2 separate regions of the Homo sapiens genome follow, and region 2 is linked to region 1. A link is a loop called in an ENCODE intact Hi-C map of the cell type or tissue named here. Cell type or tissue: OCI-LY7. All regions are shown on one strand. Each heading gives the region's core, and the rest is flanking DNA. Links, peaks and the distances in the headings are about the cores only.

Region 1 (10,070 bases), core at 771-8,770:
GTGCACACCTGTAGTCTCAGCTACTCAGGAGGCTGAGGCAGCAGAATTGCTTAAACCCAAGAGGCAGAGGTTGCAGTGAGCCAAGATCGTGCCGCTGCACTCCAGCCTGGCAACAGAGCGAGACACTGTCTCAAAAATAAATAAATAAATAAATAAATAAATAAATAAATAAATAAATAAAATTGAGGATGGTTTCTTTGCCTTTATTATTTTGAGAATACCATACCATTCCTCCACCATTTTTTTCTTTTCTTTTTTCTTTTTTTTTTTCCCTTTTTCTTTCTCTTATTTTTTTTTTTTAGAAATGGAGTCTCATGCTATTGCCCAGGCTGGAATGCAATACTATAATCATAGCTCTCTACAGCCGCAAACTCCTGGGCTCAAGAGATCCTCCCACCTGAGCATCCTGAGTAAGCTAGGCCTATAGGAGTGCACTATTGTGCCCGGCTAATTTAAAATATTTTTTTAGAGATGGGGTCTCACTATGTTGCTCAGGCTGGTCTCAAACTCCTAGTCTCAAGCAATCTTCCCATCTCACCCTCTGGAGTAGCTGGGATTACAGGTGTGAGCCACTATGCCCAGCTCATTCCACTGTTTTCTTACATCAGTTGTTGCTGTTAAAAAATCTGATGTCAGGCCGGGCCTGGTGGCTCACGCCTGTAATCCCAGCACTTTGGGAGGCCAAGGTGGGCAGATCACCTGAGGCCAGCAGTTCAAGACCAGCCTGACCAATATGGTGAAACCCTGTCTCTACTAAAAATACAAAAAAAAATTAGCCAGGCATGGTGGCAGGTGCCTGTAGTCCCAGCTGCTCAGGAGGCTGAGACAGGAGAATTGCTTGAACCTGGCAAGTGGAGGTTGCAGTGAGCAGAGATTGTGCCACTGAACTCCAGCCTGGGTGACAGAGTGAGACTCTGTCTCAAAAAAAAAAAAAAATCTGATGTCAATCTGACTTCAGTCCTCTTTTTGTGATGTTCTCTTTCTCTTTATAATCTTTTAGAATTTTCCTTGAATTCTTTTTTTTGTTGTTGTTGGGTTTTTTTGTTTGTTTGTTTGAGATGATGTCTTGTTCTGTCACCCAGGCTGGAATGCAGTGGTGAAATCACAGTTTACTGCAGCCCCACCCTCCTGGGCTCAAATGATCCTCCCACCTCAGCCTTTTGAGTAGCTGAGACTACAGGCATGCATCACCATGCCTAATTTTTAAAACTTTTTGTAGAGATGGGATCTCACTTTGTTGCCTATGCTGGTCTTGAACTCCTGGGCTCAAGTGATCCTCCTGCCTCAGCCTCCCAAAGTGCTGGGATTAAAGGTGTGAGCCACCATGTCCAGCCTTGAAATTCTTAATTTTACTATAAAATGTTCTGGTGTGGATTTTTTCTTATCTTTTTTCTATAACCTTTTTTATCTTTCTTTCATCTTTTTACAGTTATGGAAGATTATCTCATTTTTCTTCAAACATTTCTTTCTGTTCATTTTTCTTCTTTCTAGAATTCTTATTACCTAGATGTTAGTACTTCTGTCTTCCACATAACCTAGTTTTTTCTTTATATTTTATACGTCTTTGTTATTTTCTTATCTCTTCTGAAAGATTTCCTCCGCCTGGTCTTCCAAGTTGACAATTAGTTTTGCAGCTCTATCCATTTTGTTGTTTATCCATGTGATGTGTTCACTTCAACTATGATATTTTACTTATCTAATATTGCTTTTTTATGTTTTCTTGTTCTTATCTACATTGTCATTATCTTCTTTTATCTCTTTTTGTATATTTATTAGGCCAATATCACATTATCTATGCAACTGTTTTTATATATATAGTTGGATTCTGTAATCTAAAATGCTATGTTTCATTTCACATAGTTGTGATTCTGAAATCTGCTACTTTGACCTGTGAATTCATGTTTTCCTGAAGGTATATGCTCCTTTTCTGGGGAACACATATAGGGAAAGGCCAGTCCTAATTAGCTCATTCCCAGTCAGCCCCAGTTAGCTCTGAGGGTGAGAATGGATGAAGCCCAAGGGGGAGAAACAAGCCAGGGCACAAGGAAACCACTGTCATTTACTCTCCACCTCACAACACAATGGGGTCAGAGCTTCACTCTGCCTTCCAGGGCACTCAGCATTCGGAGGAGACCTTGTTGGACTGTCATGTGCCAGCTCTGGGGGTTTGGTGGGAAGGGGAACTGATACCCCAAGGTAATTCGTCCTCACCTCATGCACAACTATTAAATTTAAGGTTGTGAATGTGATTTGATGCCCTTATGTGGTATCACTGGAAGGCAAATCCCTGGATGATTATCCATCATTGGGCACTATTTGCACTAATATTCTCCCCCAGTGGGTACCATGAAATCCTCCTTTTCCAGAAACATCACTTTTTCAAGAGTTCCCCTATTCCAATCCCATCCCTTTGCACTTCTTCCCTTGTGATTCTTCTCCCTCCTTTTCTTCTTCAGATATTTGTTAAGGGCCTAATGTGTGTCATGTACTAGGCTGTGAGTCTGACATGTGTGAAGAGCAGATGTGCTTGAAGAATAAGAAAAATAGGCCTGTTGTGGTGGCTCACGCCTGTAATCCCAGCACTTTGTGGGGCTGAGGCAGGCGGATCACGAGGTCAGGAGTTTGAGACCAGCCTGGTCAATATAGTGAAACCCATGTCTACTAAAAATACAAAAATTAGCCAGGTGTGGTGGCAGGCGCCTGTAATCCCAGCTGCTCAGGAGGCTGAGGCAGAAGACTCACTTTAACCCAGGAGGCAGAGGTTGCAGTGAGCCAAGATCATGCCACTGCACTCCGGCCTGGGCAAAAGAGCGAGACTCCATCTCAAAAAAAAAAAAAAAAGAATAAGAAAAATAGAAACCGAAATGGAGCCAAGATTGCAGAACTAAAGACAAATTGGGCCTCCTTTCCCTGGCAGCGAAGCAAGGAGAGGGCTTATCCTTCCTCTGAGGTGGAGCCTATCAAATGGTGATGGGAAGGTGCTCTAAGTCAATGGTTCTAATCTTGACCTCTCCTTAGAACCACCTGAGGAGTTTTTTTTTTTTAATCCAGTGTCTATACACATTTAATTGGCACAACTATGTCAACTATGTGCCAATTAAATCGTAATCTCTTGAGGTGAACTCAAAACCATATATACATACACACTTTTTTTTTTTTTTTTGAGACGGAGTCTCACTGTATCGCCCAGGCTGCAGTTCAGTGGCACCATCTCAGATCATTGCAACCTCCACCTCCTGAGCTCAAGCAATTCTCATGCCTCAGCCTCCTGAGTAGGTGGGATTACAGGCGTGTGGCACCACACCTGGCTAATTTTTGTATTTTTAGTAGAGAAGGGGTTTCACTATGTTGGCCAGGCTGGTCTCGAACTCCTAACCTCAGGTGATCCACCCGCCTCGGCCTCCCAAAGTGCTGGGATTACAGGCATGAGCCACCACGCCTGGCCCATCAATATATTTTTTAAAATTCTCCAGGAAATCCAATATACATCCACGTTTAAGAAGCACTGCTTGAATATACAGGTAACCATCAGGCTTGGGATCAGGAGTTATGGGTTAAATCCTGTTATAGGGCCAGGTGCAGTGGCTAATGCCTGTAATCCTAGCATGTTTGAGGGCCGAGGTGGGAGGATCACTTGAGCTCAGGAGTTCAAGATCAGCCTGGGCAACATAGCGAGACCTCATCTCTAAAAAAAAGAAATTAAAAAAAATCCTGTTATGAGTTGAATTACTTTCCTGAAATTTTATATGTAGAGGTTCTAACCCCTACACCTCAGAATGTGACCTTATTTAGAGCAGAATCTTTACAGAGGTAATCCAATTAAAGTGAGGTTATTAGGATGGGCCATAAGCCACCCATGTTTAGGTCATTACAGCAGCCCTAAGTGTACTAATACAAATCCTGAGGTAGCCACGTAGCCATGATTCCACTGTGTGCAATAACTTTCCTGAGAGTGCTTCACCATCTTATCAGAAAAACAATATTTAAACTCTCACTCACAGGTTACCGAGAGGTTTTTTGTTTTTGTTTTTGTTTTTTTGAAACAGTCTCGCTCTGTTGCCCAGGTTGGAGTGCAATGGCACAATCGTGGCTCACTGCAGCCTCAAATCTCCTGGGCTCAAGCAATCCTCCCACTTCAGCATCCCTAGTAGCTGGGGCCACATGGGGCCACAGGCGTGTGCCACCATGCCCAGCTAACTTTTTAATTTTTGTAGAGAGGGGTCTCACTGTTGCCTAGTTGGTCTTGAACTCCTGAACTCAAGCGGTCCTCCCTCCTCAGCCTCCCAAAGTGCTGGGATTACAGGCGTGAGCCACCGTGCCCGGTCTTACTGAGAGGTTTAAATGGGTAAAGTAAGTGAAAGCATCCTGCACAGAGATAGGAACGTAGTAGGTGCTCAGTAAATGTTTGTTAAATCTGAGTCTTTCCTGCCCAAAGAAACTTTTCCAGTTTAGCCCACCGTGGTCAGTTCAGCAGCCTGAGGATGCAGGCTAGTGCAACCGGATCCCCTCTATGGCTCCCAAAAAAGATGGAACAGCCTTTGTCCGCTCTAGTAAAGGGAAAGGGAAAGGTAGCCCCCTTTCCATGCAGTGCATCGGCTTAGGGCGCCCCAACGCTTTTCATTCAGCCTTGTCTTTGAAGCAACTTTTGAAGCCGACCACTAGAGGGCGGACAGTCTCCACAACCCGCAGCGGCGCTCGGCCGCGCTGTCAAGGAAAAAACGCGAGGGCTACTCCGGCTGCGGGCGGTGCTCGCCCCCTGTTATCCTCCACCGTCCCCGCAAGCCGTTTCCAGACAGTAATGCCGAGCGGGCGAGGTTCTCTGCGTGCCGGCGCGGCCCCGAACGTGCCCTGACGCCCAGTGTGCTACTTCACTTACTCTGAACAGTCCTATTGTTCCTCCCAGGTGAGTAAATTAAGGCTCAGAGACATTAAGCAAACGGCCGAGGGTCACACAGCTATGGGAATTAAATCCAGGCAGTGACACATGTCTGCCTGACTCCAAAACCAGCAAACACTTGTGGTCAAAATGAGCCCCGATGCCCAGCCCTACTTGCAGACCTACTCAGAGGCCCAGCAAGAGACCCCAGAAGCAAGGAGGATCAGAAGAGCCTCTGTTACCCTCCCTTCTCTCTCCGGAACCCCACTGCCGCTGCCACAGCCCTAAACCAGTGTTTGCCTCCACTGGTCATCTTTTTTACTGCCCTAACCTAGTCTGAAAATGAAGATGTTAAAGTAATTCCTTTTGTTTTTCTTTTCTCCCCCTTTGTATCCGTGAGGATGATCGATTTTTGCAGCCACTCCAAAGGAGTACTTAGGATGGTTTAGAAGCGGGTTTTAATTGCTTACTGCCTCTCCATTGAAGGAGCCAGGACCCATAAAAAAAAACAAAAACAGTGGTAACTACATGTACTCGGCTGCTGGTATCTACACTGCGGGGCAGTGGGAGAGGTGTTCCCCCAAGACATAGCCTTTCATGCCAGAAAAACTAACCAATTTGAAGTTCTATATCACTGAACTTGTATTTGGAGGCAGTCCAGGGGATATTCTGCATCTTCTTCCGGCAATCACCCATCCATCCCTCCCTCCCTCCCTCTCATGCAAGGCTCTGTGCTGTGGCTGTGGAGAGATGGCCCCAGCTAGATGTCTTTCCACCGGACATTTGTGATCCAGCACAGTGAAGCTCACTCTCAGGAGAACTGGTACCAAGAGCACGATCAGAAAACCCTTTTTTTTTTTTTTTTTTTTTTTTTCGACAGAGTCTTGCTCTATAGGCGCCCGCCACCACACCCAGCTAATTTTTTGTATTTTTAGTAGAGAAGGGGTTTCACCATTAGCCAGGATGCTCTCGATCTCCTCACCTCGTGATCCACCCGCCTCGGCCTCCCAAAGTGCTGGGATTACAGGCGTGAGCCACCGCGCCCGGCCGGCAATTCTTTTTAAGAGGATTAAAGCGATTGAGTAACACATGGGGAGGCTGGGATTCTGTTGTGCTAAACAATCCTGGGCCTGGGGACAAGGCCCTTGGTTTCTGTGTATATGAGATAAGGAACATGGGCTCCTTCCTGGCTCGGCCGATCTCTCATGTCACATGCTGGTATCATCGACTACCAGTCTTGAAACTCCTCTAATCGCTCTCCCGCCTGCACCAAAGTTCACAAGGCATAATGCTGTTCGTGTGCAAAATGAACTGTATTAAGACCCCTGGGCCGGGCGCGGTGGCTCACGCCTGTAATCCCAGCACTTTGGGAGGCTGAGGCGGATGGATCATGAGATCAGAAGATCGAGACCGTCCTGGCTAACACGGTGAAACCCCGTTTCTACTAAAAATACAAAAACAAAATTAGCCGGGTGTGGTGGCCGGCGCCTGTAGTCTCAGCTACTCGGGAGGCTGAGGCAGGAGAATCGCGTGAACCCAGGAGGCGGAGCTTGCAGTGAGCCGAAATTGCGCCACTGCACTCCAGCCTGGGAGACAGAGCGAGACCCCGTCTCCAAAAAAAAAAAAAAAAAAAAATACCCCTGGAAAAGAGACCCCAGGGCTGTGGCAGCCTCCTTCCCCTCCCCTCTGTGCATTTGTTCTTTTGTTTTGTTTTGCTTTTTTGAGACCGAGTCTCACTCTGTTACTCAGGCTGGACTACAGTGGCATGATCCTGGCTCACTGCAAGCTCTGCCTTCCAGGTTCAAGCAATTCTCCTGCCTCAGCCTCCCAAGTAGCTGGGATTATAGGTGCCTGCCACCACACCCGGCTAATTTTTGTATTTTCAGTAGACATAGGGTTTCACCATGTTAGCCAGGCTGGTCTTGAACTCCTGACCTCAGGTGATCTGCCTGCCTCAGCCTCCCAAAGTGCTGGGATTACAGGCGTGAGCCACTGCGCCCAGCCCCTCTGTGCATTTGTTCTATAGGTTAGAGGACGCAAGGAGTCCACCTTCCTCTGGAGCCCTCCCTGGGCCCTTAGTTCTTCCATCATTTCTGTTGAAAGATTTCACCACCAAATATCTAAGCAAATAGTATTGGGTGCCATGGAAGGTTGAGACATTAGAAAGCTGCTTGTGAATAAAAGTCATAAGAGCAGAGCAGAAAGTCCATAGAACAATTCCTGTGCCTTGGGTAGGGTCAACTGAATCTGATCCTTAAGCCCCAGCCTTTGGCATCCTTCCCTTGTCCAGCTAAGCTCCCTTTTCCCAGGCTTGATGACCGGTGCCCTAACCCTGCCCATCCAAAGCTGCTTGCAAGAGCAGGGAGACTACAGCATCACAGGCAGGCACAAACAGTCAGGTGCTGGCTCTGCCCTCCACGAGCTCTATGAATTTGGGTAAGTCCCCTGGTCTCTGAGCCCAATGTCCTCATCTATAAAGTGAGCATAGCAATATCTAGTGCACAAGACTCCTTCAAGGCATATGAAATAGTGGATATGAAACACCAGCACGTAGTACACAGTAAATAAAAGGTAGGTATTTTTTGTAGTGTTACCATTCCAGGTGTACTGCAATTTTATAGGCAAAAGTTTCAGTCAAAGGATTGACCTCATACAGTGAATTGAAGGCCATAACCAGGAAGGAAAGTGTGTTTAAAGAGATTGGTCGTCTTTCTACTGCCATCACATGATAGCAGGTGGGCAGCTACCAGCAAAAAAAGCAGTTTTGATAATAGAATATTAGAATAATTATTAGATTATTTGGAATACTGCTGCACTTACATTGAAACAATTTTAGAATTATCAATAAATTTGGATTTGCATTGGCTCATTTGGCTCTAACAGTGTACCCTGTAAGTAGTTCAGGCAGATATCATAATCCCTGTTAAGACATGCAGAAACGGCTGGGTGCGGTGGCTCACGCCTGTAATCCCAGCACTTTGGGAGGCAGAGGTGGGTGTATCACAAGGTCAGGAGTTTAAGTCCAGCCTGGCCAAGATGGTGAAACCCCATCTCTACTAAAAATACGAAAAAATTAGCCGGGCAGGGTGGCAGGTGCCTGTAATCCCAGCTACACAGGAGGCTGAGGCAGAGAATTGCTTGAAGCCAGGAGGCAGAGGTTGCAATGAGCGGAGATCATGCCACTGCACTCCAGCCTGGGCAACAGAGTGAGACTCTGTCTCAAAAAAAAAAAAAAAAATCAGAAACAAAATAAATAAGTAATAAAATAAAATAAAAACAAAGAAATGTAGAAACAGGCTCACAGAGGTGAAATGACTGGTGGGAAAAGACTTAACCCCAGGGGCTGATTCCTCTGGATTCCAAGCTCAGTGTGCTTTCCACCATGCCCTCAATTGCAAGTGTGTAATATTGGCAAGCTTAACTGGACCACAGAGAGCCACTGTGTGTCATTGTCACGACATGTCCCAGAGCCATCAGCGCAGCTTTCCTCCAGGAGCATGTCTTGCATTTCTCCTGGGAACTACGGCGGAATATAGTTCTTGCCCACAGCGTTACTTTCCAGCCAGCTTCTCTGGAACACATGTGCCCCATGCTGCGGACAGAACCAAACTCTTGATCTTGCCCTGCCCCTCGGCTCCTCCTCCAGCCTTCCCCGTGCCTTTGGGGTACAGGAAACTCCCAACAGTCCACTTCCTCCTCCCAGAAACCTGGTGCTTCCCACTCCTTCCCTGCTACACTTTGCTACCCTGTCCTTATTCTTCCCCTAACAAGCTGTAGCTTCATCCACTCCCTCTCGACTGCCATAATTCTGTGACCATTTTCGTTTGACTTCAGCTTGCATCAGAATCACTGGGGGAGCTTGTTAAAACTCCAATGGCAGGGCCCCCACCCCGAGTTTCTGACTCAGTAGATCTGAGGTGGGACCCCAAAATGTACATTTCTAGCAAGTTCTCAGTGATGCTGATGCTGCTGGTCTGGGGTCCACCCTTTGACAACCTCAGTCTAAGTAACTGTAATAGCCTCCTAATGCCACCGAACCTCCCTCCAATCCATTCTCTATACAGTAGTCCAAGAGATCTTTTCAAAATCTAGCTGGATCATGTAACTTCCTTGCCTAGAACCCTTCCTTGCCTAACCCACTTCACTTAGGAGGGAGACTATGTCTGTCTTCTGTCCCAGTGCCTTGTAGATGCTGCACAAAGCTCTCTTGAAATTCATGTCATCAGACTAAAATCCTGCCTCCCTCCTGGTTACTGTCACCTGCCAGTACCCTGGTCATTCCTCCTTGTCCCTTACAGACTTGAGCATTGGGCTCACTGCTTTCATTTTGACCATCTACTAGTGTCACTCTTTGGAGAGTGATCCGTCTGACACCTTGGCCTCTCCGTTCCTTGACCTTTGTGCCTCAAATGATCTTGAGCCTCCTACTCTGGAGGTCACTTGCTTGACCTTGTCATCGCCAATGACCGTGTCGCCCCTTATTCTCACTTTCAAGCGCCTCACTTCCTGACCACCTTGTCCTCTCTTTCCAGTTTAGTGGCTCTAATGCTTCCACACCAGCAATTATTTAATCTTATGAAGAACCATGATTCATTGGCCTTGTGAACAGGTCTCAGTCAATTTAGGAAGTTAATTTTGCCAGAGTTAAGGATGCACACATGGACACAGCCTCAGGAGGTCCTGATGACATGTGCTTAAGGTGGTCTGAGCACAAACTGGTTTTATACATTTTAGGGAGGCATGAGACATCGATCAACATACATAAGATGAACATTGGTTTGGTTCAGAAAGGCAGGACAACTCGAAGCAAAGGCAGCACAACTCAAAGTGGGGAGAGGGCTTCCAAGCCATAGGTAGATAAGAGACAAATGGTTGCATTCTTTTGAGTTTCTGATTAGATCAGATATGCATTCATCTCAGTGAGCAGAGGGGTGACTTTGAATAAAATGGGAGGCAGGATTGCCCTAAACAGTTCCCAGCTTGACTTTCTCCTTTAGCTTAGTGATTTGGGGGCCCCAAGATTTGTTTTCCTTTCACAGCCCCTATCATCATCCATCATCTCTTAGTTTTTCACTTCATTCCTGACCCAGCTCAGATTACATGGCACATCATTAAAAACACTTCCTTTCAAATATTACTATCTCTTTGGCTCTCCCTTTATCCTTGATTAGACCCATTTACTCCATCTCTGTGC
Region 2 (10,070 bases), core at 883-8,882, 430 kb after region 1:
TTACCAAATAATTTTGCTACCAGAGCTATGCATTTTGCTATGTCTTGATTCATTTATTGTATTCCTACTTGGAAATTATTCCCTTGGCAATGCACAACTGAACTTTTATACTCATCTCTATATACGTGTGTATAGACATATGTATTTTTCTACATATGCCTATATTTTTGTATATGGATATTTTGGGTAGCAAGCTTTGTAATGATTTCTCCTAGTCTGTTACATTTATTCCTATAATTTTTGTTTTATTGATTGCATAAAAAGTTTTTATTTTTCATGTAAAAATAAAAGTTTTCAATATTGAAATTGTCTTTTTCTTCAGGACTCAAATTTTTCTTCTAAGGTAAAGTAAAAAAATGTTCTCCTGTTTAGTTATTTTTTGACTTTTCTTAGGTTTACTTTTTTAACCTCCTGAAATATATTACCATGTGCATTGTGAAATATTAATTCAGATTCATTCTTTTCTAAACTGACATCCTATTTCATTATTTATTTAATTGGAATTGCTTTGTGCTTGTTACATTTTAAATTAGTTTTACTACTGAAAAGTTTTTGGCCGTGTTTTCTGCTTAATGCATTCTTGTGGATTTTGTCAATCGTAGCTTTATAATGGTGTAATTCTGGTGAAATGAACTCAGTACCATTAACTTAAAAATATATAATTTGATATTCCCATCCTCTCATTATAAAATATACATTAAACTTATTTAGAAATTCCTGTCAGGAGCAAATCTCCATATACTTATTTATTCCATAATATATTCATGTATTCCTTTATTTTCCATCATTGGAATTTTTTGACTTTTAAAAACTAAATTAGTGTTCTGAGAAGTTAATTCTCAAGTTTTAAAATAAGTTTTATTTCTTAAAACCATTCTAGATTTACAGAAAAATTGCGAAGATGGTGCAGAGGGTTCCCATATATCCTACAACCAGTTTATTAACTGTTACATATTAACATGTTACAATTAATGAACTAATACTGATACATTTTTACATTATCATTAATTAGAGTCCATACTTTGTTCAAATTGTCTTGGTTTTTACCTAATGAGCCTTTTCTGTTCCAGGATGCCACGTTACATGTAGTCATCATGTCTCCTTAGGCTCCTTTTGGCTGTGACAGTTTTTCAGACGTTCCTTGTTTTTTATGACCTTCACAGTGTTCAGAAGTGTTGGTTAAGTGCTTTGTAAAAGTGTTCCTCAATTTGAACTTGTCTGATGTTTTTCTCTTTATTAGACTGGGGTTACGAGTTTTGAGGAAGATCGCAGAAGCGCAGTGCCATTTTCATCACATACTGTCAATGTGACTTATCACTGTTGATGTTGACCTTGATCACTAGGGTGAGGTAGTGTTGGTGAGGTTTCTCCACAGTCAGGTTTCCATTACCCCTCTTTTCATGCTGCTCTCTGGAAAGAAGTCACGATCTATAACTTACACTCAGGGAGTGGGGAGTTATGTTCCACCTGCTAATTACTTGGAATTCTTCTGCACAGGAGATTGTCTCTTCTCTCCCGTTTATTTATTATTCAATAGCTTATGTCAGTATGGACTTGTTATTCTATTTTTAGAGATTTTTATTGTTAATAGAGTGAAGTTGCTCCCTTTTTCTTTCCTGTCACCAAAGAATAAGAATGCCATTGAAGTTATAACTTAGAAATTTGCCGAACAGATTTTTCTGTGTTTGTCATTTTAGTTAAATTCCTTAACTTTTCTAGGTCTACAATTACTTTTTGTTCTGTTTCACCTTATAGATGATGAGCTCTTTAGCAGTTAATGCTTATTTATGTTTGTGTTCTCCATGTGTTGTACCTGGTATATAGTTCTTGTTCAATAAATGTTGAATAAATGCATTAATAAGGTTGTCGTGTATGGGAAGAGAGTTGCTTACTTGTTTTTATTTTCTGGTTTTTATGAACTTTTACCTTTACAGCAACTTAGGGTCTGACTTCCCTTTCTCTCCTACTAATTTTTACTCTTTTTTTAAAAAATGATTTATTTTATTTTTTGTAGGGATGGGAGTGTTTCTCTGTTGCCCAGGCTGCTCTGGAACTCCTGGCCTCAAGTGATCCTCCCACCTTGGCCTCCCAAAGTGTTGGGATTATAGATGTGAGCCACTGTCCCTGGCCTCTAATTCTTACTCTTAATTCAGAATTAGGTACAGCTGTTCTGCTTGCTTCACTAGAGTTAGGCTTCCAGTAGCTGACCTTTATTATTATATTTTGTGATCTGCACAGGCATCATCTCTTTAAGGCAGTGGTTCTCAAAATGTGGTCATTGGACCAGCAGAATCAACGTCCCCTGGGGACTTGTTTGATATGCCAATTCTCACCTGCCCTAGATTTATTTAATCTGAAATTCTGCGGAAAGGACCCAGTAATCTGTTTCACCTGCCGTCCAGGTGATCCTGATGATACTAATGATAGAGCATCAATGATCTATGGTATAGTCCTTCATGAGTAGCACAGCTGTTTCTTCCTCTTTTTATCCTCACCCAAGCTGTATCACATTTCTGCATTAGGTCTGTGGATTTTGTTTTTTCCTAGTTTTTACGTATAACTTGGAAAAAATTCTGTACACTGAGAATGTAAAAATAACATTTTCTAGTGTTCTTAAAAATGACCTAGTATCATCTCATTCATAAATTATTTTGGTGAGTCTTTCCAGTATATTTTTTAATACTTAAAGATTGACTTTTAAAATGCTTTTGGTCTTGTAAGAATTGCACGGTAACTAATATTAGAGAATAATAAATTTGAGAAGTGCAAGGAATTCATTCCGGTTGCTTCTAATCAACGGTAAGTTTAAGAAATAAAAAAGTAAGGGAAGCCGGGTGCATTTATAGTCCCAGCTATTCAGGAGGCTGAGGTGGGAGGATCACTGAACCTGGGAGTTTGAGACCAGCCTGGGGGACATAGTGAGACTCATCCCTCAAAAAAAAAAAAAATTAAGGGAGAAATACACTTTAAAATTATATTTATTTATTTATTTTGAGACAGAGTCTCGCTCTGTCTCCCAGGCTGGAGTGCAGTGGCACAATCTCAGCTCACTGTAACCTCCACCTCCCAGTTCAAGCCATTCTTCTGCCTCAGCCTCCTGAGTAGCTGGGAAGACAGGCTAATGCCATTATGCCCAACTAACTTTTTGTATTTTTAGTAGAAATAAGGTTTTGCCATGTTGGCCAGGCTGGTCTTGAACTCCTAGCCTCAAGTGATCCACTCACCTGGGCCTCCCAAAGTGCTGGGATTATAGGTGTGAGCCACCACGCCCGGCCAGAAATAAATTTTTAAATGCCGACTTTTCCTTGGGCTAAAATTCCTTGGAAATACTTAACTCTTTCCTTTATCACAAAGTTTATAATTTATAAATTAGTAAAGGCTTTTACTGTATAAGTGCAATGTCAGTGGAGTGTTAATCTGAAGGGCCAGAAGATTTTGAGAGGAAAAGAAAATTGTTGCACAGTCAAGCTGTTTCATCTCAGTGTTGACATCTTTTGATTGTCTTTAATCATTCAGTTTGAGATCTTTATTGGTTCTTGGTATAAGTTATCCCTCTCTCCCCGCCCCCATCAAACAAATGGTATATCTCTTTGTGATTAAATAAGTGATTTTTGACTGAAACTTGGACATTTGTGTATTATTATTATTTTTTGTGTGTATTATGTTATAAGACTCTGGGTCTTACTTAAATCTGTGTTTTAGCAGGCACCCTCCAACACTACTGCTGGGGGTAGACAGGGTTGCCTCATTACCACCAGAGGGGCTTGGTTCTCTCCCTGTTCTCAGTTGACCACCTAGGGGAGGGGGTTTGCTTGTTACTGCTGGGTAGAGGAGGAGGTTCAGGCTCTCCACTAGGCCTCCACTGGTACCCCTCTCATTAGGAGGTAGAGGAGTGCCTTATTACTGCTCTCTGATGGACCTCCACTGACACCATGTGGAGGGGAGGCCTTGGTACTGCTAAGTGGTGGTGAAAGTCCAGCACTCAACAAGTCTCCTCTGGCACCACTCCTGCAGTCGGGGGAGGAGCACCTTGTGACTGATGCGTGGGCTGCAAGTCCAGGCTCCTAAAGTGGTCTCCACTAGCGCAGATGGGAAGGGGGATATTAGATCATGCTCAAGGGGGATGAATGTCCCAACTTTCCCCTTGTTCCCCATTTAGGGAAAGAGCTTGGGGTGCCTCCTCTTACAGCCAGACAGGGATGGAAGTCTAGGCTTTCCACTTGGTTTTTGCTGGTGGGGGTCGGGTGGAGTTTCACTTTTTTCTGTGGTGTTTGTCTGGAGTTATTTATTGCCTTTAAGTTTTCTGTCTTGCTGCCCCTTTCATGTTCCTTTGGCTAGAGAAAGCAGTCTTTTTCCAGGGGCGGGCAGAGAGGGGAGGCAGTTTCTTTGCACTTGGTGTTCCTGGGTTGCTGGCTTCACCAGTATCCAGAGTGGGATATAGAAAGCAAAAATAAGAAAATTCAGGATATCATTACCATGTTTTCTCCTGGGTCCTGAGGTCCCTAGCCAGTTTGTCGTCTCTCCACCTTTCAGAATCCTTTTGGTTTTAGTTGAAATATAATGTACAGATATTTTGCTCACTAGTTCAGATCTTATTCTTTGCCCTTAGATATGATTATTATTTTTTTCTTCATGCAGATGTGTTCTTCGCTTGCTAAATTTATTTCTAAGTCCCTTAGAATTTACTGTTATATTAAATGTAATAATTTTTTTTCTGCTTTGTAGTTCTACTTACTGATTCTTGACCTTATATGCAGCTATCTTTCAAATTCTCGTAATTCCAACAGTAATACTGATGCTTAGCATTTCTAATAAAGTTAGAATAATGGGTGTTCTAGAATTCTAGGATACATTAATTCTATCTCAATAAAGCAAACACATTTTATATAATAAACATAATGTACATGGCTTTTGGTTTTACTTAGAAGAATAAAGAAAAATATGTCTACCCAGAAGCCCCTACTTGCATTTTATTGTCCAGGACTAAGTCACACTGACTCCTTTAGCTGACATTCCAGCTACTTGGGAAGCTGAGGCGACAGCCTGGAAAATTGAGCTTTTATACTGTTTGGCAAAGTGATGAAATAAACAGCGTTTTGTTAGGGAAGAAGTGGAGAACAGATATTGGAAGGCAATTAGCTGTCTCTAATACATTGATAAAATATATAACTATAACTGCAAAATGCTAATAACCCAGCAGAGGAGTAGATTTGGGAACATAAGATGAAAAAGTCAACAAGGTGAGGATAAATGAAGTTGTATCATTAAAGTATATTTATGCATTATTTTTCAGAACTGAATTTACTTACATAGAGAAATATGGCAAGACAAATCTATATGTTAGCCTACTTGTCAGTTCATTGGGGCCTCCTTTTTTTCTTGACAGTGCTGTAGAAATATTAATAAAATCTTGTACATTAAAGAATATTAAAATAATTGTCCTTTCACAGATATCTAAATGGATGTCTGCAACTTCCTTAAACTTGTCATCCTCTAATCTAAAGTTAATGCGTTTAATATAATATTTCTTATTTTATGATGGCTGTGATTGAATAATGTGTTTAAAACCTGGACAAATTGAAACATAGAATGAATTTAATTAATCCTATTTACTGTTTATTGATTCTTTTGACTTAAGTACTGGGATTGCTGATCTTGGCCCTGGATTTTAGAGATAGCTTGCTCTTTTGCAACTGTGGCATTCTTCTATATGATATGGAATAAAAGAAGGAAAAAAAGTAGTTTGAGCTCTTTGTTCAGATTTGGCGGGGTGGGGAGGGGAAGGTCATAAAATCCCGGTTAAAGTTTTCTAGATCCACCATCTCTTGCAAAATATGAACCAAATAGATTAAAATAATAAAGTTTGGGGTTTTTGTTGTTGTTGTTTTGCCAATTGACAGTACTGAAGCTGAATTTGAAAACTGTGATTCAAGCACTGGAAATTTTACATTTTGAATTTCATTTCTTCTTCTTCCTATTTTTTGAGACAGGGTTTCTTTTCTCTCTGTTGCCCAGGCTGCAGTGCAGTGGTATGATCTTGACTCACTGCAGCCTTGACCTCCCGGGCTCAAGCAGTCCGCCCACCTCAGTCCTCTGAGCAGCTGGGACTACAGGCATATGCCACCACATGTGGCTAATTTTTGTATTTTTTTGAGAGACAGGGTTTTGCCATGTTGCTCAGGCTGGAATTTCATATTTTTTAGTGGAATAGAACTTTATGATTCAAAGGAGGAAAATAAGCTTTTGAAGAACTTTTGAAAGACTTGATATTTATCGAATAGTTCTTTGAAAATATTTTGATGACTAAGGGTGGTTCACGCCTGTAATCCCAGCACTTTGGGAGGCCGAGGCGGGTGGATCACTTGAGGTCAGGAGTTCGAGACCAGCCTGGCTAACATGGTGAAACTGCGTCTCTACTAAAAATACAAAAATTAGCCAGGCATGGTGGCATGCACCTGTAATCACAGCTACTCAGGAAGATGAGGCAAGAGAATCACTTGAACCTGGGAGGGAGAGGTGGCAGTGAGCCGAGATCGCACCACTGCACCCAGCATGGGCAACAGAGTGAGACTCCATCTCAAAAAACAAAACATTTTGATGAATAAAATGTAAATTAATTAAAAACATAAGGTTCTTTTCAAATATACATGAGGTGAAAGAGTAAAAAGCACATGGCAAAATGATGCTTTTAAAATATGTTTGCTTGGCTGGGCGTGGTGGCTCATGTCTGTAATTCCAGCACTTTAGGAGGTCTAGGTGAGTAGATCACTTGAGGTCAGGAGTTTGAGACCAGCCTGGCCAACATGGTGAAACCCCGGGCTGTACTAAAACTACAATTAGCCGGGCATGGTTGCACATGCCTGTAATCCCAGCTACTCAGGAGGCAGAAGAATCGCTTGAACCTAGGAGGGGAAGGTTGCAGTGAGTTGAGATCATGCCACTGCACTTTAGCCTGGGTGACAAGAGCGAGACTGTGTCTCAAAAAAATAAATAAACAAAATGTGTTTGCTTTATTGAGATAGAATTAATGTATCCTAGAATTCTAGAACACCCATTGAAGTGTACAAGTCAGTAGTTTTTAGTATGTTCACAGAGTTGTGTAACTATCCTCACAATTATTTTAGAACCCTTTCATCTTCCTGCAAAGCAGCTCTGTAACCCTTAGCAGTCACTTCCCCTTTCCTCTCAACCCTCCTAACTCTAGACAACTATGAACCTATTTTATGTCTCTGGATTTGCCTATTCTGGACATTTTATATGAATGGAATCATACAATATGTGACCTTTTGAGACTGGCTTCTTAGCATAGTGTTTTCACCCATATTGTATTATGTATCAGGACTTCATTCCTTTTTTTGCCAAATAATGTTCCATTTTATGAATGTACCACATTTATCCATTCAGCAGTTAATGGACATTTTTTTTTCTACTTTTGGGGTATTATGGATAATGCTGCTTTGAACATTCATGTATAAGTTTTTGTATGGGTGTATGTTTTCATTTCTCTTGGATATAAACCTAGGAGTGGGATTGCTGGGTCATACGGTGGCTGTGTTTAATTTCTGAGGAACTATTGACCTGCTTCTAAAGCAGCTGCTCCATTTTACATTTTTACCAGCAATGTTTGAGAGTTCCAGTTTCTCTACATTTTTGCCAGTGCTTAGTATGTCTTTTTCATTATAGCCATCCCTAGTGGGTATTCTCACTTTCTGAATATTTAGCATAATGACTTGCAGGGTTTTTTTTAACTCAGATTTTAATTTCTGGATTGAAAACATGGGATAAGAATTCTGCCTGTAAGCACTGCTGAAAACTTCTTGGGGAAAACATAAGAGGCTATTACAGTTTTATTTCAGTCTTCCCCTGATAGAATATCCCCATCCTCTTAAGCTCCCAAAGGTGTATTTTATTGTTATTTTCTCTTTCCTTTCCCTGAAGGTTTTTGCTTCCGTTATTTGCTTCTGTTATTTGCTTCTGCCAGGTGCCTGAGTCCAATTTAGATAATATTTTTAATATCGTTAACATATTATTCTATTGTTTATTTACATTACAGGACATGTTGGCTTCACTGTAGAAGGAAAATGTAATTTCTATCTGGTACAGTAGTGTTAAATAGTTAAGTTGGGTATGTTAGTCATATTTGCGGGAATTAGTTGGGGTTTTTGGATGGCCTGGCAATGCATGATTGTTTTCCTCATTTAAAATAGGCAGACTGCAAGTAGGCAGATGATACAAATAGGAGTAAAGGAAGTGTTCTGAAATTGAATTGCAGCGTTGATTACACAACTCTCCTCAATCCCCTAAAATCATTGGCTGGTATACTCAAATAATGAAATTTTGTGGTATGTAAATGATATCTCAATAAGGCTATTTTAAAAATTGGAATATAAAGTGCCCACTATCTCAAAATTAACTATTCAACACTAATCAGGAATGGATTACTATCCAACCATTATCTTAATCAGGAGTGGATTGGGTTCAGATAAGAGCCAGTGAGATTTTAGATGCCAACATAAACTGTGAGATCTAATTCAAATATCTATTTAGGCATCAAAGAGAAACACCAAATTACTATAGACTAACATTTGCTTGGTTCTATGTAGAAGATTTTGAGATTATCAGTTTTCTTTTTCTGCTTCTAACAAGAGCATCAGGATACGTAGGACCTCTTGACCTTCTCTTACATCTTACCTAATTCTCAGTGTGTGTTTTTCCTCCTCAGTAGGCACATTAATAATAATAATCTTAGCTAATATTTATACAGTGCTCACTGTGTACCAGGCACTATTCTGAGTACTTTATACATTAATTCATTTAATCCTTATAATAATCCTATGACATAGGTATGTTATTTCCATTTTACATATGAGGAAATAGGGGCCCAGAGAGGTTAAGTAATTTGTCCAGGCACCTTGTAAGTTGCAGAGGCAGTACGTGAAGTCAGGTAGGAGGCTCCAGAGCCAGTTTTCTTCATGACTAGATACTCCGTTACATAGTGCCTACAGGTCCAGGGGAAGAAAGCACTGTCTCCTTGTCAGCATTGTTCAAACTGTGGCTTTCCACTCACTAGTAGGTCATAAAATCAGTTTGCTGAGCTGTAATCCACAGTTTAAAAATATTAAATTGAATAGCATAGACAATATCAGACTGCATCAGATGTGGTAAGAGCAGTTGTTTTGTGAAACTTTTGCTTTACTTGCACACATGTTAGCTTGTTACTGGGGTTTTTGTGTTAGCCGTATTTTTTGTTGTGGGTCAGGGGCAAGGTTTGAAAGCACATTCTGTAGAAGGGCAATAGTTCTTCTATTTGGAATCATAGGCCACTGGCTCTACTTTTTCTAAAGCCAGTAACAGAGTGACATGTTCTGTCCTCACTACAACCCAGTTTAGTTGCACCTCCCCATCCATGAACAGTGAGACAGTTGGGGTAAAAGCAAGACTTTCCAGAAGATGTGGTTCAGCATAAATGCTCTTTGCTTGTTAGGAAAGTCAGTAGTAAAGTTGAACATGTCAGAGTAAGCCTGAGTGAGCTTCTTTCTGAGAGAAAGCATTATTTGCTTTGTAGGACAAAAAACACAATGAAAACCAAAAAACTCCAGTTCTGTCTTTATGAGCTTCCCCACTCATCATCTAAAAGTCAGCACTTCCTCTCTGTTTTTCCTTATGATTAGAGACAAAAGGCATAGTAGAAAACAGGAAAGTAATTTATAATTTTTAAAAAATTAGTTGGAGATTTATTAACAAATATTTGTTGAGTGCCTACCGTGTACAAAGCATTATTTTAGGTGCTGAGGATGAAGCAGTGAGCAAAACACACCAACATCCTGCCCTCACAAAGCTCACATTCTAGTGTCACTAAAGTTGTTCTGTATGAGGTCCAAATCAGCACCCTTCCTGTGCCCTTAAAACTTTACTCAACATGGGGTTATAATGGAAACTCAGAAGTCTATAGGCTTCACCAGTACCATAGTGTAGAGTGTATAGATCATAAATATATCAGAGCCCACATTTTTAATTTTATTTTAATTTAATTTTTTTTTTTTCCAAGACAGAGTCTTGCTCTGTCACCC

Evidence for each region. A loop is a pair of places that touch in the nucleus more often than their neighbours do. Peaks named below come from ENCODE experiments on the same cell type or tissue, not always from the same donor. Only the 100,000 strongest peaks of a DNase experiment are listed, where the experiment ranks them.
Region 2: a loop joins it to region 1, with 17 times the contacts of the local background. A loop is called at or near these places in 5 of 110 quality-filtered maps.

What each region holds. Positions count from the first base shown.
Region 1 is chr13:49,842,748-49,852,817 of GRCh38, reverse strand. No RefSeq gene overlaps it. Among named protein-coding and RNA genes, the nearest start is that of KPNA3, 55 kb to the right of the region's middle. In OCI-LY7, for the core only: CTCF peaks have their summits at 4,449 and 4,649 (motif pointing right); a DNase peak (open chromatin) is centred at 4,677; H3K4me3 peaks cover 701 bases.
Region 2 is chr13:49,415,496-49,425,565 of GRCh38, reverse strand. All of the region lies in intron 3 of CAB39L (calcium binding protein 39 like), which reads left to right. Among named protein-coding and RNA genes, the nearest start is that of CAB39L, 24 kb to the left of the region's middle. In OCI-LY7, for the core only: a CTCF peak has its summit at 3,922; DNase peaks (open chromatin) are centred at 3,935, 6,525 and 7,165; H3K4me3 peaks cover 2,139 bases; H3K27ac peaks cover 2,226 bases.